Linked DNA regions of Mus musculus: region 1 is linked to region 2. A link is a contact called in ENCODE Hi-C or POLR2A ChIA-PET data. All regions are on one chromosome and are shown on one strand. Each heading gives the region's core, a stretch centred on a gene start or an enhancer-like site at or near the end of the contact. The rest is flanking DNA. Distances are from core to core; before and after follow the strand shown. Region 1 holds the start of Tmem220 (transmembrane protein 220). Region 2 has its middle 17 kb from the start of Gm12299.

Evidence for each region. A loop is a pair of places that touch in the nucleus more often than their neighbours do. ChIA-PET counts read pairs that join two places held with the same protein, here RNA polymerase II (POLR2A).
Region 1: a loop to region 2 is called in a map of heart, with 3 times the contacts of the local background. The contact joins the promoter of Tmem220 here to the enhancer-like site in region 2. A Hi-C loop is called at or near these places in 10 of 37 maps with a recorded cell type or tissue (adrenal gland, heart, left cerebral cortex and 2 more). POLR2A ChIA-PET finds 5 or more read pairs at or near these places in 4 of 5 experiments (all embryonic stem cell).

What each region holds. Positions count from the first base shown.
Region 1 is chr11:67,022,765-67,027,519 of GRCm38, forward strand. Tmem220 (transmembrane protein 220) reads left to right here and starts at 2,390. Exons shown (of 6, transcript NM_001291042.1): 1 at 2,390-2,507; 2 at 3,145-3,174. The coding sequence starts at 2,415.
Region 2 is chr11:66,982,552-66,987,483 of GRCm38, forward strand. No RefSeq gene overlaps it. Among named protein-coding and RNA genes, the nearest start is that of Gm12299, 17 kb to the right of the region's middle. Within about 2 kb of position 2,218, at least 2 of the 3 ENCODE cell types and tissues checked have a DNase peak (open chromatin) inside an H3K27ac peak, as active enhancers do; they include heart and left cerebral cortex, where a contact is called at or near this core.

The DNA of each region.
Region 1 (4,755 bases), core at 1,140-3,639, 40 kb after region 2:
AACTGAGGTAGGTAGCTTTGTGTTGCAATTGCTTTACATCTTACCAGCCCATGACCTCATTTTAACTTAACCACCTCTTTAAAGGCTCCAAAAAAATGGGGCTACAGGGGTGGGGGCAGGGAGTGGGTGGGTAGGTAATCCCGCCCACAGCGCTCTCCACTTTAGCTTCTTTCTTTCCACGCAGAGGCGAAGCACTGAAGGTGACCTTGCCTTATCCGCATTCGAGGCTGATTAGTGAGGGAGACCGGAAGAGGAGCCACACCCAATATTAGTAAAAGTAGTTGGTGCCTGCTTCTCCAAGACCCCCAAGCTCCCTTTCTCTCTCTCTCTCTCTCTCCTTTTTAAGAGTTTTTATTTCTATGAGTACACTGTCGCTGTCTTCAGACACACCAGGAGAGGGCATCAGATCCCATTACAGATGGTTGTGAGCCACCATGTGGTTGCTAGGAATTGAACTCAGGACCTCTGGAAGAGCAATCAGTGCCCTTAACTGCTGAGCCATCTCTCCAGCTCCCCACCCCCACCCCCACCCCGGTGTTCCCTTTTCTGAGGAAGGAATTCCATTCTTGTGCTATGCCAGGCACCCAGCAGATGATATTCCCCAAACAAGGAGTTCCTTCAGTTTAAACCAGAGATTCTCAACCTTCTGAATGCTGTGACCCTTTAATACAGTTTCTCATGTTATGGTTGTTGGTATTCTGTCTGGACTCCACCCCCACAGTTACCTGGCAACAGCCAGGTAGGCCTGGCCCACTATAAAAGGGGCTGCTTGGCCCCTCTTCTCTCTCTTACTCTCTTACTCTCTTGCCTCTTGCTTCTTGCCCCTTGCTCCCTCTTTCTCCCCATTCACTTCCTTTCTCTCCACGTGGTCATGGCCGACCTCTACTTCTCTACCCTCTCTCTCTTTGCCTTTCCCTGCCTCTACTGCCCTCTTTACTCCCCTCCTTGCGCCCTAAATAAACTATTCCATACTATACTGTTGTGTGGCTGGTCCCTCAGAGGGAAGGGATACCTTGGCATGGACCCACGGAGACATCTCCTTCCCCACACCCTGCCAGAACATATTCTTATAGCTCTTTCTTTTTTTATGATCACAACAAAGGTGGCCCTCAACCATAAAATTATTTTTGTTGCTATTCATAATTGTAATCTTGCTACTGTTATAAATCATAATGCAAATCTGCTTTCTGGTGGTCTTAGGGGAACTCTATGAAAGGGTCCTTTGGCCCCCTCGAAGGGGTCGCGACCCACAAGTTGAGAAGTGCTGCTCTAAAGGCTGCCCTTGAATGGAAAACACTTCTGAGAAGTTGATCTTTTTCTTCTTTTAGTTAAAAGGAAAGCAGAACAGTCAGGCACCCAAAATGCAGGATTTGAGGTGACAAAGACTATTTAGAATAACAATGATTCGGTCTATGCATGTGTAAATGAGCCCAAAGAAGAGCTACTCCGTAGCTTACACAACAGGAAACTGGCTGAAATAAGTGAGCAGAGAGCTGCCAATACTTCCAAGTCTTCCCTTTCTAAGAAATGCATAGCAAATGAGTGTTGGAAACGTTGGTTTTGCAGATGGGTTAGAAATATAAATATGTATAATACATAAATAAATATCTTATATGATGAGAGCACGTGAAGGTAAAGGGAGCTGCCTCTGGAACTCACTTCAGAAATGTCGCAATGTTTTCCTCCCTCTGGAAGCACGGGAGCTTTAAAAAGAAGCACTTAAATACTAATTCCAGCACTATTTAGGACTATGAATGTGTAAATGAGACCAGACTGTGAGTTTGAAGTTAGTGTGTTTTATATAGTGAGTTCCAGGACAGCCACTGGACCCTTTCACAGAAAACGGAAAAACAAAAACAAAAACAAAACCTAACCAGAACACGCGCGCTAGCGCGTCCTTTTTCTTTTCCTTTCTCTTCTTCATTTGCGTTTCTGGTTTGTTCTGTTGTGTTTGTTTTGTTTCTTTCATTTGCTTTGTTTGTTTGTTTGTTTGTTTGTTTTGTTTTGTTTTTTCGAGACAGGGTTTCTCTGTGTAGCCCTGGCTGTCCTGGAACTCACTTTGTAGACCAGGCCTGCCTCTACCTCCCGAGTGCTGGGATTAAAGGCGTGCGCCACCACGCCCGGCTTCATTTGCTTTTTTAATGAGAGAAAGAATAAGGGAAAAGAAAGGCACATGCCAATGATACACTTTATCCACTAGAGAGCGCCGCAAGACCGTTCTAGACCTGAGGAGGGCGGGGAGGGAAGAAGGGCTCGCCTCGCCCTTGTATCCCCGCTCCCGCTGTCTGAGCCCTGCCCCTTGTCCCTCCCCCACCTACTACGCCCCGCCCCTCCTGGGTACCGCCCCGCTAGCCCAGCCTCGCCCTCTGGCCACGCCCCTCTGGGGCCTGTCCTGCTCCTCCGGCTTCCAGGTCATGGCGCCAGCAGTGGCTACTTGGGCTCCCGGCTTGTGGCGGGCCTGCAACGCACTCATGGCAGCTTTCTTCGCCCTGGCCGCTGTGGTGCAGGTCAGGCGGGCTGAGGAGGGCTGGCAGAGGGACCGCGAAGCCTGGGCGACCAGTTCTCAGGGTGGAGCCGAATTGGGACCCACAGAGTCCTTTCAAGCAGAAAGAACATGGATGAATATGTGTAGTTAGGCAACGCACTCAGAGCTTGACCTAGCGGCCCCGCGTGCAAGTTTGTGCAGCCGGTCACTTAGAAAGGGGCCCAGAACCGCAGCTCTGACACCTTTTCGAATCTTCAGCCTCAGTGAGATGGGTTTTAGCGCCTGGGAGGAAAGTGGAAATAGAATAGACAGCATCCTTACCCTTCCTAGACCTCTTCCTGATCATCCTCAGGGTGACTGCCCTCGTATCTTGGGACCTAGGATTTTCATATACACTATAATAGTTCTTAGGAAATCCCAAGCAGTTATTTTCAAAAGATGCATGGCTGGGTGGTTAGATCTACCTGTTGTGTTCAACCGAGAGGAGAGTCCCTGCTGCCATCGGGATGTGCAGACTGCTAAACTAGCTCATGGTGTTATGTACCCTGAGCCCATTGTAGCGCCTAGTTCTTCGCAATGAATAGTAAACACAAGGCCAGACCAGACAGAGGATACATGGATCTAATGTGAGCTAACACCTTGACGTTTTGACATTCTAGGTAAACGATCCAGATGCAGAGTTGTGGGTGGTGAGTATGAGCTACTTGCAAAACGTTCCTCCATTTGACACGACTACACTCTGATCCTGGGACTCTTGTCTAAAACCCAGAAATTAATACCTCTGTGAGCTCATGTCCCTAATTTTTCGCATCGGAGGGGGAAATCACTCTGATCATATAACTGATGGAGATGTGAATTCTGAACTTTCTGTAGACACGAAAGTCTTTCTGCAGAGAGAGCTTATACCAGCGACTCCCACTTCCCATGACTACACCGGGCATGACAGTAAGAGCTCCTGTCTTTGCTAAGGACTTACAACATGCTAGTCATTTGACATACATTATGCTAACCTTTATGACAGCCGTAACAAGGATGTGTGCCGGTTATATCCATCTGTGACTTTTGTTCTCAGACAACAATAGACCGTCTTGGAGGCAGACTGCACAGTATCACTGAGAAACTCATTCTTGGGTTTGGGGACAGTGTTCACTGTATAGAGAGCAGTGAGTGAGAACACCAGGAATGCAGAGCTGAGTTCTAGCCTGGTTTGAATGTTGGTGCAGTAGAACCATGGCCTGAAACTGCTTGTTATCCAGAGTCCCCTCTCCCCAAATTAGATGACCTCCTCAGCATTTTGCTCCATAGCCTGAGTTCACAATCATATCTCATATATCCCCTCAGGAAGCTCCATGTTGATTCTCTAAAAGATGGCTCCAAATAGCCACCAGCACCACCATGCTGCTCTGTGAAACCTGTCTGGGATCCCACAGAACACCTCCTCCCTAAGCCTCGTCCACCTCCTGACTGACCCAGCAATTTCTGTTCTCAGCAGAGCTACTAGGCATCTTCACTCAATACCTGTTGCCTTTAACATCACTGCCCTGAGATGCTGTCAAAAGTAAAAAAAGAATTCAGCAGCATCCATTCTAGGCATAGGTACATGCACAGTGCCTGAGTACCCTACCTTTGCTCGTTCCCACTCAGCCCTCCCTTACTTCCCCTGAAGACAGCCTTATAACTCTTCTATCTGCCTCCTGCCTCCTCTGCCTCTACAACACTGTCCGCTTTCAAACCCTTTGTTGTTTCCCAAGCTAAGTCGGAGCTCCTCCATTTGGTCTTTAGCCCCACCATAGCATGGCCCATCCCACATTTCCAGCATTGTCTTTGGAGTCTAGTCCAGAAATGATGGCAAATGGGCCTTGCCCCTAGCCTGCCTGCTGCTGTGTGCCCAGGCTCCCAGGACTGTCTCAGATGCCATCTCAGTCGCTCTGCCTCTTTCCAGGAGGATCTGACCATCCTTCCTGATCTCTTATTGTAGCAATAACTCCTTTGGCTGATGCTCTGGGCAGCCAGCTTCCAGAAGGACAGGGACATGGTCTCCATCTTCTTAGGAGCCTTGTATAAAGTTTCCTCGTAAAGATCCTCCCGAGGGAAGTACAGAAGGAATGGATGCACAGATGAACAGTACTATGTTGCTTTCTGCACTTTGGAAACTAGGTCTTCGCCCAGCTCCTTCCCACAGTCCCTGCTGTACCTTGTTCATGGAGGCTACTTGCATCACAGAGGCAAATACTGGGATGTGGATTATAACAACAGGTTATAGAAATACA
Region 2 (4,932 bases), core at 968-3,467:
CTGTTCCTCAGGCTATGATGACCTTCAACCATAAAATTATTTTTGTTGCTATTTCACAACTGTAATTTTGCTACTGTTGTGAATCGTCATATAAATATCTGTGTTTGCTGATGGTTATAGGTGACCCCTGTGGAAGGGTCATTCAACCCCCATAGGAGTCACAACCTACAGGTTGAAAACTGATGCTGTAGGCTGTGTCAAGTTGACAGTTAATGCTACCTAGGGAAAAGCAATTTTCCATAGTTTCAATGCACTCATGGTTTCAATACTTTTCTGTCTAATGATTCAGTCCTGTCAGCTTCCTTTGTCTGACAAGCCGCCCCAGAACAAAACAGCTTAAAACAAGAGCTGTTTCCTGAGTTCATGATTCTGCGTGTTGTCAGGCTCTGGTGTGCCATGGCCTGACCCCTGTCGGCTGGGCTCTGTGTAGCAGGACACATGACAGCCCCGTGCTCTTGCGCTGTGCCTGCTGACTGGCCAGCTGCAGACCAGAGCAAGAGGGACAGTTGGCTCCTGTGTTTCTGGTCATCCAGCAGACTGATCCAGGCTTCTGACATGATAATTGTTGGTTTCCAAGTTCAGCAAGTGACGATAAGAACATATAATGTCTGTCTTTTTTCCACACCCTGCTTGTATCTTGTCCTGATGGTCAAAGCACATCAGCTGGCCAGGCAGAAGGCACGGGCACCGAGAAATAAACGCTAGGCACGAGGAAGTGCAGACAAGTTGGGGAGCGACTTCTGTACCAATTCACCAGATGTCGTTCATGACTTGAATGATGTTTGCCAATTGCTAACAAATAACTTCGGAGGTTACGTTCTTCCAGGATGAAGACATAAACCAGTTACCCTGTAAAAGGAAATATTGGGAGAAGTATTTTTAAAAGCCGTGGAGGGAAGAGGACCCCTAGCAGAGGGGACAGAATGTATAAAGATGTGGAAGCCAGGCAGCCAAGGCTCCTCCCCGCCGTGACACAAAAAGAAAGCAGGCCTTCCTTGACTGGAAACATCTGTTCCATGCAGGTGACGTTCACTCAAGCACCTCATGCTATGATCTGATTTCACTTTCAGCAGCTCTCATGTCTGCCCTGCTCAAAAGATTGGCGACAAACCCCAGAGACAGTGTGTTTGACTTAGGACTGAGTCTAACAAGCATCACAATCTGCAAGGACAAGAGGACTCGGAGGCCTCTAGCAAACAAGGATTCCTTAGAGGTGAAAAGGGAGGTTCTACAAGGAAGGAAAGAGGTTGAAAGGCGTTGTGTTGAAGAAGAGGGGCAAGAAATGAGTAATTATCCGGGAATAGGGAGGGCACACAGCTGGGGAAAACAAAACACAGACCAGGGGACCTAGGCAGAGTGTCACAGTTGGGACCTTGTTCTAGAAACCAACACTGTACAGACCACCTTCACTCAGACCATATACCTGTCGTGCTTCACTGGATCATGTGACCACTCAAGCACTTCCACTCAAGTGGCCACGATGATGTCAGTCACTCCACTAGCTAACAGTGGAGTTTGTCCAGGGGTGTTTCTTGCATTTTTAAGACCTTATCAACAAAGCCCACCCTTCACTTTCGATCAGCCTAAATATTGGGCAGCTGGGGATCCAGGGTGTCGGGGGATGGTAAAATGTGTGGAGTCCCTGTCACCTTATTCCTGTTCTCTAGGACTGAGAGTAGCACTAACAAGACAGGAGTCACTGAAAAGCCCTGGCTTTTTCTGCCTGTGAGAACGAGGGCCAGCTCAACGCATTATTGACTCACTTGGACCATACTGCTCTGAAATGTTTGCATGTACTGGCACTGGTTGAGTCATACGGTATAAATGTTCACATGTCAGATGTGCTTTTCTTAAGCCCCATAGAAAGAAAGAAAACTCAGTGTAAGCCTTACAAGAAAATCTAAGCTGCAATGTCGTGGTTTGGTTTCCTTCGGTTAGAAGTCTCTGCTTCCTTAATTGACGGCCAGTTTTTACAATTACCCTCCCTGACATCTACATCTCCCTAAAGTGACTTGCAAAGAGTGGGCCCACCGAGGGGTGGAGAAAGGCAGGAAATGTGACACCACCTCCCCACCCCACCCCCACCCCAGAAAACCCAAAGGAGGTCGGCGGAGCCTGGGATGACAGAAAGAAGAGCTCCGGAGCTAATTAAGTCTGCAGAGGAGCCAAAGAGGCCTCCTTCCTGGTTCACTGCCAGACACAAAGCTTTTTGATGCTGCTCGTAAATCTGAGCGCGCCAGGCCAAAGAGGATTTTGATTACAATAACTAAAAATATTCAAAGAAAGAACGAAAAGAAGGGGCTCAGAAAAGATGGACTCTGCCAACCGACTGTGCACGGATAGAAGGGTGCACGGCCTCAAATCTTGATAGTTAGATGATTCTTTCCATAAATAATTGCATTTAACCATAAGCAGATCGAAAATCATCAGCCCCGCAGCGGCACCGCACCCCCCCCTTCCCCGCCACCTAGTGACTGTGCCGTGAAGCTTGCGCCATCTCGTGTCCAATCCTGGATTCACAAGCATTGGTTTAGCTTTAGCAAATTTTGAACCGTGCCCTTGGCTTTGTTTTCAACACAACGTTCCTGTAAGAATGTGCCCATTTTGGGGTCGCTACGAGAGACTGGCACATATAATTCTAACAATTTCTTTCTGGCATTCGTATAGCCTTTGGAGATTTACAAAGCCCTTTTGCACATAGATTTTACAACCATGGGCCAGCAGCAGGTGGGAAGTCATAATTACTTTCACTTTACCAAGGAATAGAATCAGGATTGAAAAGACCCAGAAACCTGCTCAAGGTCAAAGGTATCAGGACGACAGAACTAAGTACTAAACCCCCTAGAGTCCAAGGTTAGGGAGATTTTCTTTAATTCCCGGTAAAATGTCTTGATCCTCACAAATACTGTGAAGCACAGTCCTGGCCGAAGTTCATCGCCTGCAGGACCTCTGAAGCATACCGATGTCGGGTTCCGTGTCCAGAGTCACACTTAGCCACTGTAGGGAGATGCTTGCACACCAGCATTGTAGGAGGTCTCCTGGGAGGCTAAAGTGTACTTGAGGTTGAAATCCGTGTTATCAGTGAAATAAAATAGAAGCATAGAAAAGTTATGCTTACATTTCAGAGAACTTTATGCCCATTAAAACCTGGGGGGAGTCCCATAAACAACCATCAAAACCAGACACTATTGTGGATGCCAACAAGAGCTTGCTGACAGGAGCCTGATATAGCTGTCTCCTGAGAGGCTCTGACAGTGCCTGACAAACACAAAAATGGATGCTCACGGCCATCTGTTGAACAGAGCACAGGGTCCCCAATGAAGGAGCTAGAGAAAGTACCCAAGGAGCTGAAGGGGTTTACAGCCCCATAAGAGGAACAACAATATGAACTAAACAGTATTCCCAGAGCTCCCTGGGACTAAACCACCAACCAATATGGTGGGACTCATGGCTCCAGCTGCATATGTAGCAGAGGATGGCCTAGACAGTCATCAATGGGAGGAGAGGCCCTTGGTCCTGTGAAGGTTATATGCCCCAGTATAGGGGAATGCTAGGGCTGGGAAGCAGGAGTGGGTGGATTATTGAGCAGGGGGGGCGGGGGGGGGAATAGGGGTTTTTTTTGGAGGGGAAACTAGGAAGGGGGATAACATTTGAAATGTAAATAAAGAAAATATCTAATAAAAATAAATAAAATTTTAAAAACCCTGGGGGCACACCAGGGACCATCCATAATGTCACAGGGGACGAACCTGAAAGTATCATTGTGATTCCCTTTTCCTCAACACACAGGAGAGAGAGAGAGAGAGAGAGAGAGAGAGAGAGACTCAATACATAATGGATGCACACTGCTTTTCTGAGCTGGACATCCCCCCTTTTCTAACTAACCTGTACCCACACCTAAGCAGGAGATCACCAGGTCCCAGGGTTATTGGGTCTCCTGGACATCTCATGGCCTTTTCAGCTATCAGGACTCAAAAGAATGTTGAGGACCATGAAGCTCTGAAAGTCCTAAGTCAGCCAGCCAGAAAATGGGAGCAACGGCATTTCAAGTTCCTTTTGTACAAGTTGTGGCACATATTTTTTTGAGCAATGCATTTTGTTGATTGTGTTAAAGTCAAGGCTACAGTCATATACCTGATGCTCTCCCCAGACCTGGGTGGCAGAGCCCTGGTCCACTAGAACCGAAGATGGCCACACTTGTTCTGATGGCAGTGATGCTGGAGTAAATGAAGGCAGCTGCGTGTCCAAGTTCACCTAGCAGGGTTTCAGGTCCCCTGGGCATGAATTCAGAGCAGTCATTTATTCCACTAATATTTATCAAATACTCTGTGCCAGGTACTGGGTACACAGCAGTGGACCACACAGGCAAAGTTCAGAGAGATGTCATTCCAGTCAGTGAAGAGACAGAGGAACAAGATGGCTACTCATTTGCATATGAACACACACACACACACACACACACACACACACACACACACACGATTGGTACTCAAGAAAAGACAAGTTAATAAAAAGATGGCAGGAAGTGTTAGGATCTGAGAGTGGCAGAGCCCATACTGACTAAAGTCAATGAGGGGGCAGCATGGAAATATCTGGATGCAGGACAGAAACAGCAGGTGCAAAGACCCTGTGGTAGCCATGAGCCCAAGGCATTCAAGAAAGAGCAACCAGATGAGATCCGTGGAGGAAGAAACATAGGAGAACCTTTTGAGGCCTTGACTTTTACTCTGAGCATCATGAGCCACTTGGAGGAAGCATGTGGAGACGGGGGAAATGAGTGGGAAGGCTGGGCACACCCAGGAATGCCATGGTGCAAGGTTTCCCACTTACAGCCACTGTATAACTGAACTATGATAGCTTATAATAATAGAAATCATTTGACACAGACTTGCCACTTGGGCAGGGTGCATTCAGCTGGGGTACCTCATCTCT